Regions from separate parts of the Homo sapiens genome. Here all the other regions are linked to region 3. Evidence: chromatin loops called from intact Hi-C (ENCODE). Cell type or tissue: Caco-2. All regions are shown on one strand. Each heading gives the region's core, and the rest is flanking DNA. Links, peaks and the distances in the headings are about the cores only.

The links. Peaks named below come from ENCODE experiments on the same cell type or tissue, not always from the same donor. Only the 100,000 strongest peaks of a DNase experiment are listed, where the experiment ranks them.
Region 1: a loop joins it to region 3, with 2.6 times the contacts of the local background. A loop is called at or near these places in 3 of 110 quality-filtered maps.
Region 2: it touches region 3 in a loop (2.3-fold over the local background); 3 of 110 quality-filtered maps call a loop at or near these places.

What each region holds. Positions count from the first base shown.
Region 1 is chr13:44,279,202-44,285,223 of GRCh38, reverse strand. No RefSeq gene overlaps it. Among named protein-coding and RNA genes, the nearest start is that of MIR8079, 86 kb to the right of the region's middle. In Caco-2, for the core only: no CTCF peak of the experiment used is centred there; DNase peaks (open chromatin) are centred at 1,403 and 3,433.
Region 2 is chr13:44,210,229-44,216,250 of GRCh38, reverse strand. No RefSeq gene overlaps it. Among named protein-coding and RNA genes, the nearest start is that of MIR8079, 17 kb to the right of the region's middle. In Caco-2, for the core only: no CTCF peak of the experiment used is centred there; a DNase peak (open chromatin) is centred at 3,030.
Region 3 is chr13:44,366,371-44,372,392 of GRCh38, reverse strand. LOC105370297 (a long non-coding RNA gene) reads left to right here. Exons shown (of 2, transcript XR_001749858.3): 2 at 1-3,034. Among named protein-coding and RNA genes, the nearest start is that of SERP2, 4.4 kb to the left of the region's middle. In Caco-2, for the core only: no CTCF peak of the experiment used is centred there; DNase peaks (open chromatin) are centred at 3,252 and 4,002.

The sequences.
Region 1 (6,022 bases), core at 619-5,618, 87 kb after region 3:
TGGGGAAAGTTTATGAGTTCAGCTTTGTTTGGATGAATATGAAGTACCTGGAGGGCGGAAAGAGGACTTATTCATATCCTTCGCCCACTTTTTGATGGGGTTGTTGGGTTTTTTCTTGTAAATTTGTTTAAGTTCCTTGTAGTGATAGACTGGATAAAGAAAATGTGGCACATATACACCATGGAATACTATGCAGCCATAAAAAAGAATGAGTTCATGTCCTTTGCAGGGACATGGATGAAGCTGGAAACCATAATTCTCAGCAAACTAACAAAGGAACAGAAAACAAAACACCACATGTTCTCACTCATAAGTGGGAGATGAACAATGAGAACCCGTGGACACAGGGAGAGGAACATCACACACTGGGGCCTGTTGGGGAGTTGGGGGCAAGGGGAGGGAGAGCATTAGGACAAATACCTAATGCACGCAGGGCTTAAAACCTAGATGATGGGTTGATGGGTGCAGCAAACCACCATATCACATGTATACCTATGTAACAAACCTGCACATTCTGCACATGTATCCCAGAACTTGAAGTAAAATAAAAAAAAAAAAAGAGGACTTGTTCAGCAGGGAGTTGGATATCTAACCTGAAGTTGCTAAGAGAAGCAGGAGTGACCGTGAGCATCATCAGCATATGGGTGACAACAGAACTGAGACAGGGGCTGGAGTCACTTACTCATGAAGGGCAAAACAGGAGACAGAAAGAAGAATAACAATCCTCCCTCCCTTGAGGGAATATATACTCTATGCAGGAGAGAGATATGTACCCAAATAACTGTAATAAAGGAACCATACAATAATCTCTATAATTATAGCAACTGCATTTTTCTGGTCAAATATTGGATCATGTGGTCTCACCAAGGTTTGGTCACAGACAAAATTGTTGAAGGAGAATTGTATCAGAAATCCATTTGGCTGAGTTCTAATAGAGGTACAAGTAAAGTGTTTTTAAAGCAATGAATAAGAAGAAATTTGTGGAGAGAGAGGAATTTGAGTTGATTCCTGAAAGTGGGCTTAGAAAGCTTCAACTCTACCTGTACTTAATACTATCTTTGTTGTATATTGTGTCAACCTGCAGCCAAGAATAGGGTTGGCACTGGTGAAAAAATTGTGAGTCCTGCAATAATCTCACCCTGGCTAAAGGATTTTAGAGGGGATGTGTCTTGGGGCCCCAGGTCCTCTTTTGGACTTCTGAGACCTAGTAATTTGTACTAGTGTCATCTTTTCCTACCCTGTGTCAACCAATGGGCATATACCTAAATGTATACGATGAATGAACTCCAGTGTTTACAAGTGTAATGGGGTCTCAGTTATATCTAAACTGGAATTCAGAGTATGTTTATCTGCAAGTAAATGAGCTATTGACTAGCTAGCTTCCCCGTCCCCCTCACATCTGTTTCTTGAATTGTTCTGCATGAGTTTTTTTCTTTCCTGAAGGGTGGTGGAGGTAGTTTAGTGAGTAGGGATCTTGGAGAGTCATGAGAGAAATAGGAATGGTAAGAATTCCAACAGTGTATATCTCCTCTGCTTTGTGTTGTGAATCTCAACTTTTTATTTGGAAAAATTTGAAATCTTCAAAAGGTTGCAAGAATAGTGCATTGAATACCCTTCACCTGGATTCACCAATATTAACACTTCGTAGTATTTGCTTCCTTTTCCTCCATGTACACATGTGTACATAGGCGTTTATTTCTTGCTGAACCACTTGAGAGTTAGTTGCAAGCATCATGAGCCTTTATCCCAAAATACTTCATCATTTCTATCCTAGCAAAAGGGGCATTATTCTATGTAACTACAATATAATTTTTACATTCAAAGTTGAGTGTTTATACAACAATATTATCTAATATGCATCCTATTCAAATTTCCTCAATGTTCCCACTAATATCTTTTATGGCATTTAAGAAAATTTTAGGATCTAATGCGGGACCATTCACTGTATTTAGTTGTCATTTCTCTGGTGTCATCCTTTGCAGGGACATGGATGAAGCTGGAAACTATCATTCTCAGCAAACTAACAAAGGAACAGAAAACCAAACACCGCATGTTCTCACTCATAAGTGGGAGATGAACAATGAGAACACATGGACGCAGGGAGGGGAACATTACACACTGGGGCCTGTTGGGGAGTGGGGAGTTTTGGGGAGTCCCCTTTAGTCTAGAGAACAATCCTCAGATTTGTTGTGGTCTTTCTATAACATTAAGATTTTTGAAGAGTCTGGGACAGTTATTTCACAAATCCTCAGTTTGGATTTTTCTGGTTGTTTCCTTGGGGTTAGATTCAGATTAGACATTGGGTGAGACTAGATTTTGAGCCTTCAGAGTGAGGGTTCAAGGCAGAACTGGAAGAGCTGCGGAATGGGGACCCTGCCCTGGACAGGGGAGCCTCTGTGGACAGCACATCTCAGCCTGGCTCCGGCATGTGAAGGACTATGTGGGGTCAGTGTGCTGTGCCAATTCCAGGGCATTGCAGTGGAGAGATGATCAGGTCAGCGGCACAGAGAAGACTTGGAGACAGAGGCCTGGAGCAGCTGTCAGGGACTCATAGGAACCCGGCAAGAGGCACAGAAGAGTGGTGGGGGCTTGGCCAGAGCAGCAATATCCTCAAAGGGGATGTGCCTGTGGATGTGTAGGGCTCGTCTATGGGTTCCAGAAATACTTGGGAGGGACTTGCTGGGTAGGAATGGAAAGGTTCCTTCAGTTATCCCTGTAGGTGCCACAGAGCCAAGGAAATCTCACCTGTCACCACCCATGTGTATGTGTGTGTTTTGGGGCAGACATGAGGGTGCTGGTATTCTCTAAGATGAAGGTTCCTGTATTGTTGATAATCTTTGCCTGATTAAACCCTGACAGTGGGGTAGAATTCCAATAGTTAGATGAATATCAGGGCTTACGATCTGGAGAGGAGGAGAAGGTACTGCTTAGCAGGTGGGAAATGAATGAATAATTGAAAGAAAATACTGATTTTTCTTTCCTTGATTGAAGTAGAAGCCATTGGGGTGGAAGGAGGGGAAGATGAAAATGGGCAGTTTGGAATTCTCTCAAACTGGAAGAGAGGAATTGAAAAGCTACTATAGTCAGGGATCTTATGTAAACTTACTTTTTGAATTTTTATCATTAGAGGTCCATGATAAAACAGAAAAGGCAAGCACTTGTATTTCCTTCTAAAGGAGAGAGTTCTTGTTTCTGAAATTTCCGTTGGTCATTTTGAGTAGTATGTGGGAGTGTGTGCCCGCTTCTCTCCTGACTTTGCCCACTAACACTGTGAGCACTCATTGCTTCCCAGGAATGGAAGGAAGTTTCTCAAAGTGCTACTCTCTTTGGAACAAAGAGGGGATTTCTACTGTTTTGTGGGACTGGTCGCCTTCAGGAGCACTCAGTGAGGCAGATCCAGGCTTGGCATCTGGATTGCAGAGCCTTTTGATCTTGAGGCAGCGCTTTGATCCTGGACTTGATTCAGGCCAGGAGGAATGTCACTGGTGGTTTGGTTTAATCATTTGCTCATGCCAAAGACCAAATCCTACCTTGCAGGCATGACATAGTGAACAGAATGTTTCAAAGCAGAAACTTATTTTTATTCATTTTTTAAAAAAATAAAACAATGATGCCTCCCACTTGTAGGACATTTTACCATTTACAAAAAACATGCTCACAACTCATGTTTGGCCTTCACATTCACCTCATAAGGTAGGTAAAAGAGGAGGCCAGCCACCCTGGGATCCAGGATCCCCATCAGGGCTCTCAGTCCAGTGTCCCTTCCTCTGCTCCCCGGCTTCTCCTTGCAGCACATGGGCACTCCCTAAGATGCTTGCTATGAGAGCTGACTTTCGCCCGTCTGCCTCCTTTGAGTTCTTCATCTGCCCAGGACCAGCTCTGCATGCAGGGAAGAGCTGTTGGCTCTTGGGAAAACCTGGGTCTCCCGGGGCCGCTAGGGACCCAGAGAGAAGACCCCCCTGCGGTTTCCCCTTCTTGTGAAAACACAAGTTCTTGTGTGGTTTGGGAGAGATTCACCCTCTCTTTTCATGAAACCACCTGGGAGGAAGAAATATGCCCCAGGAGAGTTTATTTTCTTTGACTGATAGAAAATAGAGTCGTGTTAAGGGAGCTTTTGCATGGCCCTGAGTCTCGGAGGATGGGTTTCAGGTCAGCAGGCTGCTAGATTTCTGTGGGGCATGTGTGTGTGTGTGTGTGCATGTTGGGGTGTGTGTGTGTGCATGTTGGTGTGTGTGCACCTGCTATTAGGTGGCAGTACTCTGCATGAGCCTCCATAAAAGGTATAGCACACGTCAGTGCGTCACTCACAGTAAAGGTACCACAAGGGAATGACAGCTAATTTTGGGGTGCCTTCCTCACTTGTAAGAGAGGCAGCTTCCACGGCAGCATTTTTGAGATCCCTGGAAGGGGAGCTGGTAAGGGAAGGTGCTTCCAGTAGCTTCATGGCAGTCTCCTCCTGAGAGCACAACAGGATGGTTCACACTGAGGTGAAACCCTGACTTGGTGGCTAAGAATGATCCTATAGAACCCGCCCCACTTAGTTTTCCTCTGCTGGGAAGTAGAATCAAACATTGTTGTCTAAGTCATGTTACACATTCCTGCGGGATGTGCTGGAGTCCAGCCCGTTACAGTTCATCACCCATGCAGCTTTGCGCCCATGTCTGTAGTCAGAGGGCATATAAAGTTATACACTGGAGAAAAAAGCACCAGATCCTAAAGGCACATCTTTCCAGGCTTAAATGGAGATGGGAAATCTGGAAAATGCAGGTGTTAATATGGTAGAACCAAAAGAACCAGCCAATTCAGTGAAAAACAAAATAAGGTACATTCATGTTCATAGCAGCTTTATACACAATAACCAAAAGGTAGAAGCAGCCCACATGTTCATCAATCAATGAATGGATAAGCAAAATAAGTTGTATACATACAACGTAATATTATTCAGTTTTCAAAAAGAAGGAAGTCTGACATGCTATTATTTGGATTAACCATGAGGACACTATGCTAAAGGAAATAAGCCAGTCATAAAAGGACAAATACCACATGATTTCACGTATATGAGGCACCTAGAGTAGTCAAATTCATCGAGACAAAAATAAGTATGGTGGTTGCCACGATGGAGGGGGAAATGAAGAGTGAAAAATGATTAAGATGGTCAATTTTATGTTATGTGTATTTTACCACTATTAAAAAACAAAAACACAAAATAAGGCAAAACAAGCCCTTGGTAAAACAATTCACGGATTGACAGAGCTTTGTTAACTGGTAGCTTGGACTTCCTGGAGACACAGCCACACATGGCCAGCCAGAGCGGGATCAGGTGAGGGGGTTTCAAGCCAGGAAGATCAGTTGCCCTGGGGAGGGCTTATTGAGGAGGGAGTTGGGTCTTCTTCTGACCTTCGCCTTCCTGGGAATTCTTCCCTCCATCTATGACTTACAGAGGACAACCCGTTGTGAAAGTATCTATCTCTGTGTTTTAAATACTGGCATTGTCCTGGGGTGAGTTTTTCTTTCCTTTGGCACAAACGTTGATTAAACTGGTTAAAGAGATAGGGGAATGCTCTCAGGGGTGATGGCTGGTCTAACAGCATGTTTCTCAAACTGGGATCCACAGAATCTCGATGCAAATTTTATAATCTTATTTTAGCTTAACCTTATAAATATGACTTAAAATTATATATTTAATGCAATAATTGAAGCAACGGGGTGACCAAGTTATCGCTAGTATGCAGGTACAATTTCAGTGCTCACATGTATGGTTGTATTCCCTCCAATGAAGGGCAAGTGACATCTTGAAGCTTGGCATGAATGGAGGGAGGTGTAGCACCAAATTAAACTGAGGAAAGTGGTGGGAGAATTGAGTCATCCCACAGCACGGGGTAGCATAGGCATGCCACACTCAAAAATGCCAACATCTTAACAATGTCAGCATGGTATGTGTGTTGCAAATTAGTTTCAACAAAATAACATTACTGGTGTTATTAGCTTAATGTGGTTGATTTGAATTTTATTGACCTTTGAA
Region 2 (6,022 bases), core at 341-5,340, 160 kb after region 3:
CTTAACTTCATACTGAAACCCCATCAGTTACTAAGTCCTGTTGATTTTACCTTCCAAGTAACCTCTCGAATGTATTGACTTTTCTCCCTTCCCTTCAGCATCATCCTAACTTGTCATGCACTGCCTGGATAGTGTTACCATATCCTAACCAGTCTCCTTGTTTCTAGTCTTGGCCTGCTCCAAACCGTTCTTCACTCTCCAGCCATAGCAATCTTCCCAAATCTGCTAATGTCCTTGTGTTGCTGAAAACCCTTCAATGCCTCCCCATTACATCGGCCAGATTGACTTTGTGGTTACAAGGCCCATCTAGATTTGGCCCTGATTACTTCTCCAGCTGCTTCTTTTACCCTTTCTTCCTTGTACTGCTAAGTATTCTGCAGACACACGTAGCTTCTTTCAGTTCCAGGTATCCAGGATGCTTAACTTTGTATTGGGATCTTTGCACATATTATTTCCAGAAACACTTTCACTCCTCCACACCCTTCTTTCCCCCCTTGCCTGACTTATTCAGTTTAAATGTTAACTTATTCAAGGAGACCTCCCCCAACTCCCCAGTGTGGGGTTAGCTGCCCTGTCATAAACCCTCTGAAGTGAATTGAGTGGTGATCCCCACCCCTCACCACCAAAGATACATCTACAACCTGATTCCCAGAACTTGGGAATGTTACCTTAGTTTAAAAAGGGCTGTTTGCAGACATAACGAAGTAAGGATCTTGACGGGAGATAATCCTGGATTATCCAGGTGGGCCCTTAATACAATGATGAGTGTCTTTATGAGAGGCATGCAGAGGAGAGACACAGAGAGAAGAGGGAAATGGCACGTGGAGAAGGAGACAAAGACTGGAGCTGTGCAAGCCCCAAACCAAGAAGCACCAGAAGCTGAGATTGGCAAGGAAGGATGCTTCCCTGGAGCCTTCAGAGGGGGCATGGCCCTGCTGACACCTTGATTTCGACTTGTCTCCTCCAGGATGGTGAGAGAACACATTTGTGTTGCTGTAAGCCACGCGGTGGGTGGTAATTTGTTAGAGCAGCCCTGGGAAATGCGTGCATCCTCCCCTTACTTCTTCTGCGACATCTCTGGTCACACTGCACTGAAGTGACCCCTTTACTTGTTTGCATCCCTAACTTCATCAGGCAGGGGCTTGCACATGCTATTACAATCATATGCCCCACACTGGCTCAGTACCTCCACAGATTAAGACATCAATAGTCATGCAATGTGTGAATGAAGCACTGTTGGCTGATATTAATACACAGGGCACACTTTGTGGACTTGAGCTGCTCTGAGAATGTGTGCAGGATTTGGGTAACACTGAGAAGGGGAGTGATTACTCCTAGAAACTGGATTTGTATGAATGAGGGCCTGGAGATGACCGTGTGACTAATATGTGAACTCACAGAGATCAGCCTGACTGCAGGATAAGCTTCCTGAGATAAAGCTGATGAGAACTATAGTGAACTCACGGGCTCTCTCTTGCAGGCCGGAACTTCCCTCACAGGTGTACTCAGCATTTTTGGTTGAAGCTAAAGAGTCACAATTTGCCATCACATCTGTTTTCTCCTGCATGGCTGGCCAGGCTCTGGGTTTCCAGAGCAGCCCACTGCAGTGTACAAATGTTATCACGTTCTTTGTCATTGTTCAGAAAAGATGGAAATACTACTAAGGTTAGAAGTCATCAAAGCTTCTTGAATTGAAACATGAACAGGACCAGCTATATTACTTGCCAGCCCCAGTGCAAAATAAAAATGCAGGCCTTTGTTCAGAAATCATTAGACATTTCAAAATGCAATAGCAAGGCATAAACCAGCTGAGGGGTCCTTCTAAGCAGGGGTCTTATGTAACTTCACACCCATGAGGCTGACTCTGGCCATGAAAGAAGGATTTGCTTGCAAATCAAAACCATAGTGTGATACCATCTTACTCCTGCAAGAATGGGCCATAATCAAAAAATAAAAAAATAATAGATGTTGGTGTGGATGCGGTGAACAGGGAACACTTCTACACTGCTGGGGGGAATGTAAACTAGTACAACCACTATGGAAAACAGTGTGGAGATTCCTTAAAGAACCAAAGGTAGAACTACCATTTGATCCAGCAATCCTCACTACTGAGTGTTTACCCAGAGGAAAAGAAGTCATTCATTATACAAAAAAGATACTTGCACATGCATGTTTATAGCAGCACAATTCACAATTGCAAAAATGTAGAAGCAAACTGTATACCCATCAATCAACGAGTGGCTAAAGAAACTGTGGCACATATATATATATATGTATATGATGGAATACTACTCAGCCATAAAAAGGAATGAATTAATGGTATTTGCAGCAACCTGGATGGGATTGGAAACTATTATTCTAAGTGAAGTAACTCAAGAATGGAAAACCAAGCATCATATGTTCTCACTCATAAGTGGGAGCTAAACTATGAGGATGCAAAGGCATAAGAATAACACAATAGAGTTTGGGGACTCAGGGGAAAAGGGCGGGAAGGGAGTGAGGGATAAAAGATTACAATTCGGGTTCAGTGTATACTGTTTGGGTGTTGGATGCACCCAAATCTCACAAATCATCACTGAAGAACTTACTCATGTAACCAGATACCACTTGTCCCCCTAAAACTTACAGAAATAAAAAAAATAAGAAAAGAAAGATTTGCTGAAGATGAATATGAAGGTTTTGAATGGGTGGGGGTATGTTAGGGGGTCAGGTGGAAGGCTACTGCAATAATCCAGGAAGGCAGAGGTGAGGAGTCTCTTGGCTAAGATAGCTTTTTGGGAGATCAAAGGGAGGAAAAAGACGAACCTAAGGGATGATACATGCTCAGAGCCGGGGGGATGCTTCTGGGTCTTTCCAGGCTTAGAGCAGAGGGAGGCATCAGGAGGGCCCCCCGAGGAATCCAGGAGACTATTCGTGTGTTACTGACATCGTACTGGGAGTTGCATCAGGCAGGAATGACTAGAATTCAGCAGAGATGAGAGTTACTGCAGGCATTTTACTCCACAAAGGAATCACGTACAGATACCAGATTGTTGCCTAACAACTTTATGGCTTTAGAGAGGAATATGGATGTAAAAGGCAGTGGGAGAGAAGTCAAATCCTCAGATGCTCCCAGGGGCCCGGTGGTTGCCTGAATGTGTGAGGATGAGGAGCAGGTGGACTGTGACACAATCCTGGCTGTCCAAAAGTGACAGCCACTGGACAGCTCCAGCCTGTCATGGTTACATGAGAACACAGGGGCAGGGTATCCAGAGCTTCAGATTTTTAAAGCGAAGCCAAAGATTAAGAACTATGAAACCTCTCCCAATTTTTAACTGTTGGCAAGTAAGTTAGATTTTTTAAAATAAATACAGTAAGCCACAGCAAACATATCCGTAAGCCAGATCTGGCTCGTGGGACTCAGGTTACAATCTTGGTACAGGATTCTGTGAATAGAGCTGGGGCCGAGTTCCAATCCTGCCTCCACCTCTTAACTAGCTGTAGTCCTCAGGCAGAGGCTTTCTAAGCCTCATTTTTCTGTAGAATGGGAATAATTGCAGTATCTACCTCTCAGGGTAGTGGTGAGGGTTCAATGGCATCTTCTAGGTAAAGCACTGAAGCCAACATCTTCATACAGAAGTTAAATAAATGTTGGCTGTCACTGTTCTTACCCATTTACTGCATGCCCAGTTCCTCACGTGTGCACTTTATATATTCCACTTTATTTTATGCTCACAGTCGCCCTGTCCCAAAGGCTTTATTATAGAATACCTATTTCCCAGAGGTGGGTTAGAAATGAGGGGTATAGACAATAACCTCACTTGCTTCATATCATTCTCTATGTGTGAGCAAGAATTCAAATCTTGTTATTTCTGTCTCCGAAGGTGTTGCTTTCTAAACAGTATCTCTTACCCTGTATTGCCTCTAGTATTTCCTACTGGAGGTTTCTAGAAAGAATGTTCTAACAAATGGTATTTTTCAAAGAAAATTTTAATAACAAAGCAAACTCCAAAAAGAAAAAAAGGGCTCCTCCCCGCCCCACATACTGAAGTGTGCATGCACACGTGCGCGCACACACCCAGCCACCCACATACACACATATGCACGCGTACACACATGCGTGCTCAAAGCAAGCATAAGAAAAGCTGCCAGTACATTTTCCCCTATCTGATGGACTGTTAAATAACACTGTTTCGGGGAATACATTATCCTTTGTGTTTTCCCAATCCCACGGGACAATTATTGCATTTTTATTCCGCCTCAAAGGTGAAGGAGTTGACAGTATAATGAATAAGGGACCTTCGTACAGGCCCTGAGGCGACAGATTAACAGGTAGGACCCTAATGCCTTTATTGAGCAGACAAACTCCCTTGGGTCCACTCAAGAGTGGTGACAGGTGTCAGAGCCAGGCGTGGGGCCTTAGGGCCTCTGTGTCCTGAAAGGCAATTAGATATTTGCTCAGTGGCCTACACTTCATGTATATGCTCTAGTCGTGCAAACTGATCATTCCATCTCCCTCTTTTACTCAGGGGCTTTAGACTCTAGAGCCCTCTGCCCAGGATCTTCCCGCAATCAACATTTCTTTTCTTAACAAAAAAAGAAAAGACTTGCATTATTAGTAAGTCTGAAACTAGCAGGAATTTTAACTTGTTCCTGAAACAAATTCTAGGGCATTCGAATTGAGAGTGGAATTAGGGTAGGGGTGGGGGGAGATCCCAGCTGGGCAAGCCAGAATGATGAAATTCATGGCAAACAGCTTTGTTTGATTCTTTTGACTATGGCCAAGCCAGTAGGGCTGAGAGCATGATGTTCTCAGTAACAGCCTTGACAATAACATGATTTGTTTCTCTTCCAAAGCCGAAAATGGCATCTCTGCCTGCAAAGGGGAGCTTTCTTCTGAACCTGTGGGATGAGAGGGCTGCTTTCGTCCTACAGAGTAGGAAACGAAGGCATTAGGCAGAGCAGACTGGAATTGAAATGTCATCCGGCAATAACACTTGCCTAAACAATACATGTTTTATTTTATTTTATTTTGGACTCTTTTCATGGGTAGGATTTCAGACTAAGATGTTCCTTCCCCTTTCCTAACCACCAGATTGAAACTGAATATTACCTTGGTCCAGGGAGCACAATACCTGTGTTATTTCTGTGTGGTTTTCTTTTCTTTACCTTTTCTGGATTCTTTCAGGGAACTGGGAGGATGTAAAGTAAGCCTCAGTGCATTCTCAACAGTGAAAACTGAAAGCTTGTAGGCATTTATGCCACTAAGAAAAATAATTGGTGCAGTTAGCTAGCAGTTTATAATAATCGCAAGTGATTGCAAATCTCCTGTTCTGCAAACATTTCTACAGACAGAAGCAAGTGACAGTTCCTTTACTTTCTTCATCAGTGGAAAGCATAGATTAACCTCAACTCTGGCCAAAGTGATGCTCTAGTGCTGCAGGGAAAAAAACAAGTCAACAAAACATGTGATCCCTGCCCCTACTGAACTTCTAGTATAGTGCAAGAACAAGGTGCACACAGTAGCATGCATGCACACACAGATGGTAGAGGCAAGTCTCCAAATACGTGCATTGCACAAGTTTATTTCTAAGTCAATGGTTTGAACTCACATTGCATCTGCCAATATAAATTGTACTATAAGGGTTAAGTAGGTTCTTAGGCCGGCAAACCACAGCCAATCTGCTTCTTCAAACAAGTGTAGGATTTGTCCACCTTTTATAACTTTGTCTCTGTGGACAAAGGTATTGATTGATTCCCATGGTGTTCATAGCAAAATCCAGAGCCACCAAGTCACCGTCCTGCAGGAGGGAGTGTCTCCCCCTTGTTTCTTTTGCATGAATTCTGTTTTCTTAAGGGTTTCAGTGGGAATGAGAAGATGATACTTGGCCATTGGTGGGAGTATTGAGCAGTAGGTGGCTTAGGTGGGAATGGGAAATCAGGGAGGCATTCAGGGAGTGGCTCATCTTTAGGAAGAAATTTAAATCTTAGCCATGGCACTTATTAGTTATGGGGCCTCAGGTAACACCTTCTTGGTGAGACT
Region 3 (6,022 bases), core at 510-5,509:
AGCATCACCACTGTTGTAACAGGACCATAAACCCAGTCTGCCCCACTCTAGTCCCATGTTTTTAATAACTGTTGGCTCTTTTTTAGGGGTTTGGGTGGGGGGATTCCTACCTCAGTGATCCCTGCTGAGCCTGGCTGTTGTCTGTGGTCCAGAAGGTTCCTTTACCTGACTCACTCCTCTCAGATCATGTCCAAATACCAGGAGACTGACCCAGGTCCTCACCAGGTGAGTAGAGGTCTGGCTCTGAGCGACATTAAGGAAAAGACACAGACAGAGACTGTTTTCTCTTTGGGTCTTCACATTCAGTGAGTACAGTTCAGAAGTGTTCTTAACTGAGAGAAGCCCCTTTTGGGGAAAATTTTTCTTTACTGTTGACTCCTTTTTCCTGCTATGCTTCACTTTTCCGGCATTTTAAATTAGTTTGTTTTAATTATGAGTAGACTACATCTACACAGTAAATAGTCAAACAGAAATAGGATAGAAAATGAAAAGTAAAGGTCTCTCTTTCCTTGCCACCCTCCCCAAAAAGTTCCCACGGTTCCTGGGTTGCCCTTCCAGTATATACAAGACTATTTGTATATTCCCTTCTAAAAAAAAACGGAATAGTAGTATGCAAACTGTTCTGCCACGTGCTCTTCTAACTTAATATATCAACATTATCATATCACTTATATATGACCTCTTTCTTGTAGTTGTGTTATGTCTCATAGTATGATTATACAGTAATATATTGAACTGATGTAACCATGGATGATTATTTCCAGTTTTTCTTTTTTTGTGGTTGCCAACAATGCTTCAGTGAATATCCCTGTACATAGATCAGTGTGTACTTGTGCAGGTATATCTGCGTGTGATATTGTGAAATATATATTTGATTGTAGTCCCTGTTTCCTGACCTAAAACTCTTAAATTCCTTGGACTCTCCAGAGTGATGAAAATATCTTACCTTTTGTATGCTAATGAGATGGTTGGTGACTTGGAGACCCTAGATAGCTTCAGGATGGGGACTGGTCACCAGAAAGATCAAGGCAGGATTAGAGGGTTGGGACTTTTAGTCCCACCCTGTCCCCCCAGACCTCCACAGAGAGGAGAGGGGCTGAAAGTTAAGTTGATCACCAGTGACCAATGATGTAATCAATCAGACATATGCAATGAAGCCTGTATAAAAGCCCAAAGGATAGGGTTTGTTGAGTTCTGGAGAGCAGAACATCAGGTTCCTAGAGGGTGGCGTGCTCAGAGAGGATATGGAAGCGCCACAGCCCTTCCCACATTTCTTGCCCTGTGCATCTCTTCCATCTCACTGTTCATCTATATGCTTTGTAATATCCTTCCTCATAAATGAGCAAACAGAAGTAAAGTGTTTCACTGAGTTCTGTGATCCACTCTAGCAGATTAGTCCAAACAAGGAGTGGGTTGGGGGAACTCCAGTTTATAGCTGGGCAGGCAGAGGTACAGGAGACAACCTACTACCTGGGATTGGCATCTGAAATGGGGGGCGGTCTCATAGGATCAAACCCTGAGCCCCTGCTATTTCCAGGTACATAGTGCCAGAATTGAATTGAATTAAAGGACACCCAGCCGGTGTCTGTTGCAGAATTGCTTGGTATGAGGGGAAACATCCCCCACACATCTAGTGTTAAAAGTGTGCTGGCTGTGTGAGAGTGGGAGACAACACTTTGGTTTCTCCTATATCACAACACTGGAATTAGATTCCTGGAAGTGAAATTGCTGCAACTTTTTATGTCCTTGGTTGGATGAAGAAACCTCGTGCTGTGACCTCCACTTTACCTGCTCACACCCCTGCTTTTGTCCTCTGCAGTCAGGCCAGCTCCTCTGCAGGTCTCAGTCCTGTTTATTGCCTTGAGGATCACCATCATGGACCAAGCAGTTTCCCAGCATGGATCCTGGCCCTTCTTATACTCAGCCTCCAGACCCTTATGTGGGGAGCTGGGGCTAAAGTCTATAAGCTGTGTTCCTGGAGTTCCAGAGTCACTACTAGACTACGAAGGAGCAAAGCATGGAGTCGTCTTGCTCTTTCGAGGACTTAGGAGGGGAAAATGGAAACTTGATTAAGGAGAACTTCTCCTGGGTTCATCTATGGTGGCAGCATGGAGTTTTGTAATATACCACTAGCATGCAGTGCTCAACCACAACTTTTAAAATTGTTATGGGCAAAGTGCCAGGAAACTGCTAACTGGTTAAAATTTAATTTTGGCTGGTAAAATTTTCAGCCTTTATTTTTATTTTTGAGACAGAGTCTCACTCTGTCGCCCAGGTAGGGGTGCAGTGGCGCAATCTTGGCTCACTGCAACCTCTGCCTCCCGGGTTCAAGTGATCCTCCTGCCTTAGCCTCCTGAGTAGCTGGGATTACAGGCATGCACCACCACGCCTGGCTTTTTATATTTTTAGCAGAGACGGGGTTTCACCATATTGGCCAGGGTGGTCTTGAATTCCTGTCCTCAAGTGATCTGCCCACCTCAGCCTCCCAAAATGCAGGGATTACAGGTGTGAGCCACCATGCCCAGCCAATTTTCAGCCTTTAGAGCAAGAAATCCTAACAAGCCTATGCCCATTAATCATAAATCTGCCCCACTTAGGGCACTGGATGTGTGGCTGTACAGACTGAGTTTTACCCATCTTTATAAATGATGCTACACTACTAAACTGTGATGCATTGGACATCTCTCATTTTTCTGTGGCTGACCAGCATGCAAACATTCTTTATATTTGGGGCACTCCATCACTGTGAGAGTCTTAGGACCTTCTTTCCCACCGTGGAGCATAAGGGGGCCACATACTTGGTCTCCCAACCCCTCACAGCTAGGGTGGCGTGTGATCTGGCCAATGAGATTCTCCTTTTGGGAACTGTGAATCTTGATCAAGTGGTGCAAAGACAGAGACACGTTAAAATTCATCTTGGTGGTCGAGTTTCTAGAGACTGGTAGTACCTAGCAATCATGGTGGAACCAGTGACAGTATCCTTTTTATTCCGTGGTACCTGAAATCCTTACAATAAATTCTTCCGCTTCAATCAGCCAGAGTGAGTTTGTCTTATTTACAACCAAGAACCCTGACTCATGTACATGAAAACAAACAAAAAACCAGAATGTCTTCCTTTGTCATTTCCCCTTCCAGATCTGGAGTGACTGTCATGTCACTTGAAGCTTTCACACATTGTTAGCTAGTGGTCTCTCTTCACCTTATCTCACTAAGGGGAACTGAGTATAGAGGCCTTGACGACAGGTGCTGTGGGTGGCTGGTCTCAATTATGGATGGGAGTGGTTGACAGGCACACCCTGTGTAAATAAAACCAGCAGATAACCGACACTTCAAATGAATACTTTCTTCTTTTTCCAAACCATTTTCAGTACGGCTAGAAAAGAGGAAAATTTGGCAAATCTCAGGTCATCTCCTTTTATACATGTTACTTACATTCTGGTGGAAATGTTCATGAAGTTGTCTCAATAGTGGGCAGAGAAAATCAAGAAAGCTGATAGCAAATGTTATCTGCCACATGCATTGGAGTCAACTCAATGCACTAGATTATGATTTTATGGAATCATGTTATGTTGTAACTGGAAGGAAACCCAGACAGTCATTTATTCATTCGTTTAGTGTTTATTGAGTGTCTGCTATATACCAGACACTATTTTAGACACTGAGAATTCAATGGTTGCTAGAAGAATGTCTGCTTTAGAGAGCTCTAAGTTTTGTGGAGAGGACAAGTAAATGTCGTGAGATTGTCCAAATTTCACAAATGAGTAAAAGCCTCAGAATTGCAAAGGGAATTGTAGCAGACCTGAAAGCAGAATTGTGGCCTCCTGACTTCTCATTTTTCCCAAAAGTAGCTTTACTAGCTAAACTTGAATGGGAGCCAGGGTAACAGGGCACCCTCATGGCTGAGCTTTGGAGCAGCTTATACATGCACGGAAAATAAATCTCCTCTCTCTCTGTCTCTTTCTCTTTCTCCCTCACCCCGCCCCGCCACCCCCCCTCAACCCCCCACGCTGCAGAACAAAGATAAACTATTTCAGACCTCAAAGGCTTGAACTTTGGTCCACAAGTGGTGGCACAAGACAGACTTTATCCATTATGATAGCTATGTAATTCCTTGACCCTGGAGGTGATCAGATTAAGCTTTAAAATGCAAGATGTGATCAACCATCTTAAGTCTGTAATTGCCTGGCCACATCTGTTATTAATAGCAGTAAAACCGTCATATCCCGAAGGAAAAAAAAACACACCCTGCTACAGTACTTTCCCTAATGACCTCCCATGGCAATTCACTCACAACTGAAGAAAGGAGAGATGCTTCCACATGTTTGAGCCCAAGCTGTAGCCATGTGTCTGCTATAATTTCATCAGTTATTTCAGGATAAAGCCACTTTGTTTCTGTTCAATCAGGTGCATGTTTTTAATAGCTGGAAGAGTTTCCTGGTAGGGCAGGAATAACATCGGTAATCATATCTAGCATTTCCTAAACACCTACTGAGGGCCAGACACTTCACCTGCACTTTCTCACTCCTTACCACAGCCTTATAAATGTACATGCATCCTGAAAACAGACACATCTTCCTGACTCTTCCACTTGTTAGTTTGATGATACAGGTTTTCTTCCTGTCCAGGTGTGGTGGCTCACCTGTAACCCCAGTGATTTGGGAGGCTGAAGCAGGAGGATCTTTGAGGCCAGAGTTCGAGAGCAGCCTGCACAATATAATGAGACCCTGTCTGTACACAAAAAATTAGCCAGGCATGGTGGTACATGCCTCTAGTCCCAGCTACTTGGGAAGAGGGGGGTGGGAGGGAGGCTGAGGTGAGAGGATCACTTGAATCTAGGAGTTTCAAGCTGCAGCGAGCTATGATTGCACCATTGCACTCCAGCCTGGGTAATACAGCAAGACTTTCTCTCCAAAGATAAAAATAAAAAGTCTCTTTTCTCATCTATAAAATGGGGATGATAGCAAAACTAATCAGGGTTGTTTTGAGATTGGATAAAATAATCCATATTAAAAGCACTAAGCACACAGCCTGGACCCATGCTAGTTACTTAATAAATATCAGCGACCACTATTAGGGTCATTTCCATTTTACCATTGAGAAAACAGGTTTACAGAAGTTACAGAGCTTGCCCAAGGAAGGTCCAAACAAATGAGCCATAGTCCCTGCCCTCAAGTAGTTTGGAGTCCATTTGAGGCACTCAAACATACTGGGTGTTGTAGGCACAGATGAGCACCAGGAGCCACTGAAGTGGCAGACAGGACATGGGGACAAAGGTTTTCAGGTCATTTTTATCTTGTTAATTATTCTAAAATTCTGGGGAAAAAAAAAATTCAAGCATTACCATACCAAAGGAATATAGAGAAAAGTAGATTCTCGTTATCCCTGACACTAAATTCAAAGCAACCTCTGTTACTACTTCTGCAGGTGTCTATGTATATTCAAGCATGCATGCATAATGTATTTGTGATGTATGTGCATATATTATATGCTCGTTTGTGTATCATATATTTTTAAAAACTTTTATTTTTTAAAAGCTCATTTGTGTATATTTTAAAAAATTCTTTTAATCCCTTTAAGAATCTCAATGGTATCATGTTATTCATTATAACCTGCACCATATTTTTGCTTTTTTTTCAATTAATAATAGTTCAGAAAGATTGATCCAGGGCGGGCACGGTGGCTCATGCCTGTAATCCCAGCACTTTGAGAGGCCAAGGCAGACAGTTCATGAGGTCAGGAGTTCGAGACCAGCCTGTCCAACATGGTGAAACCCCATCTCTACTAAAAATACAAAAATTAGCCGGGTGTGGTGGAGAGCGCCTGTAGTCCCAGCTACTCAGGAGGCTGAGGCAGGGGAATTGCTTGAACCTGGGAGGTGGAGGTTGCAGTAAGCCGAGATTGCGCCACTGCACTCCAGCCTGGGCTACAGAGCAAGACTCCGTCTCGGAAAAAACAAAAAAGATGATCCATATCATTACATTTATATCTATTTCATTCTTTAAAAATGACCACATGGTGTTGC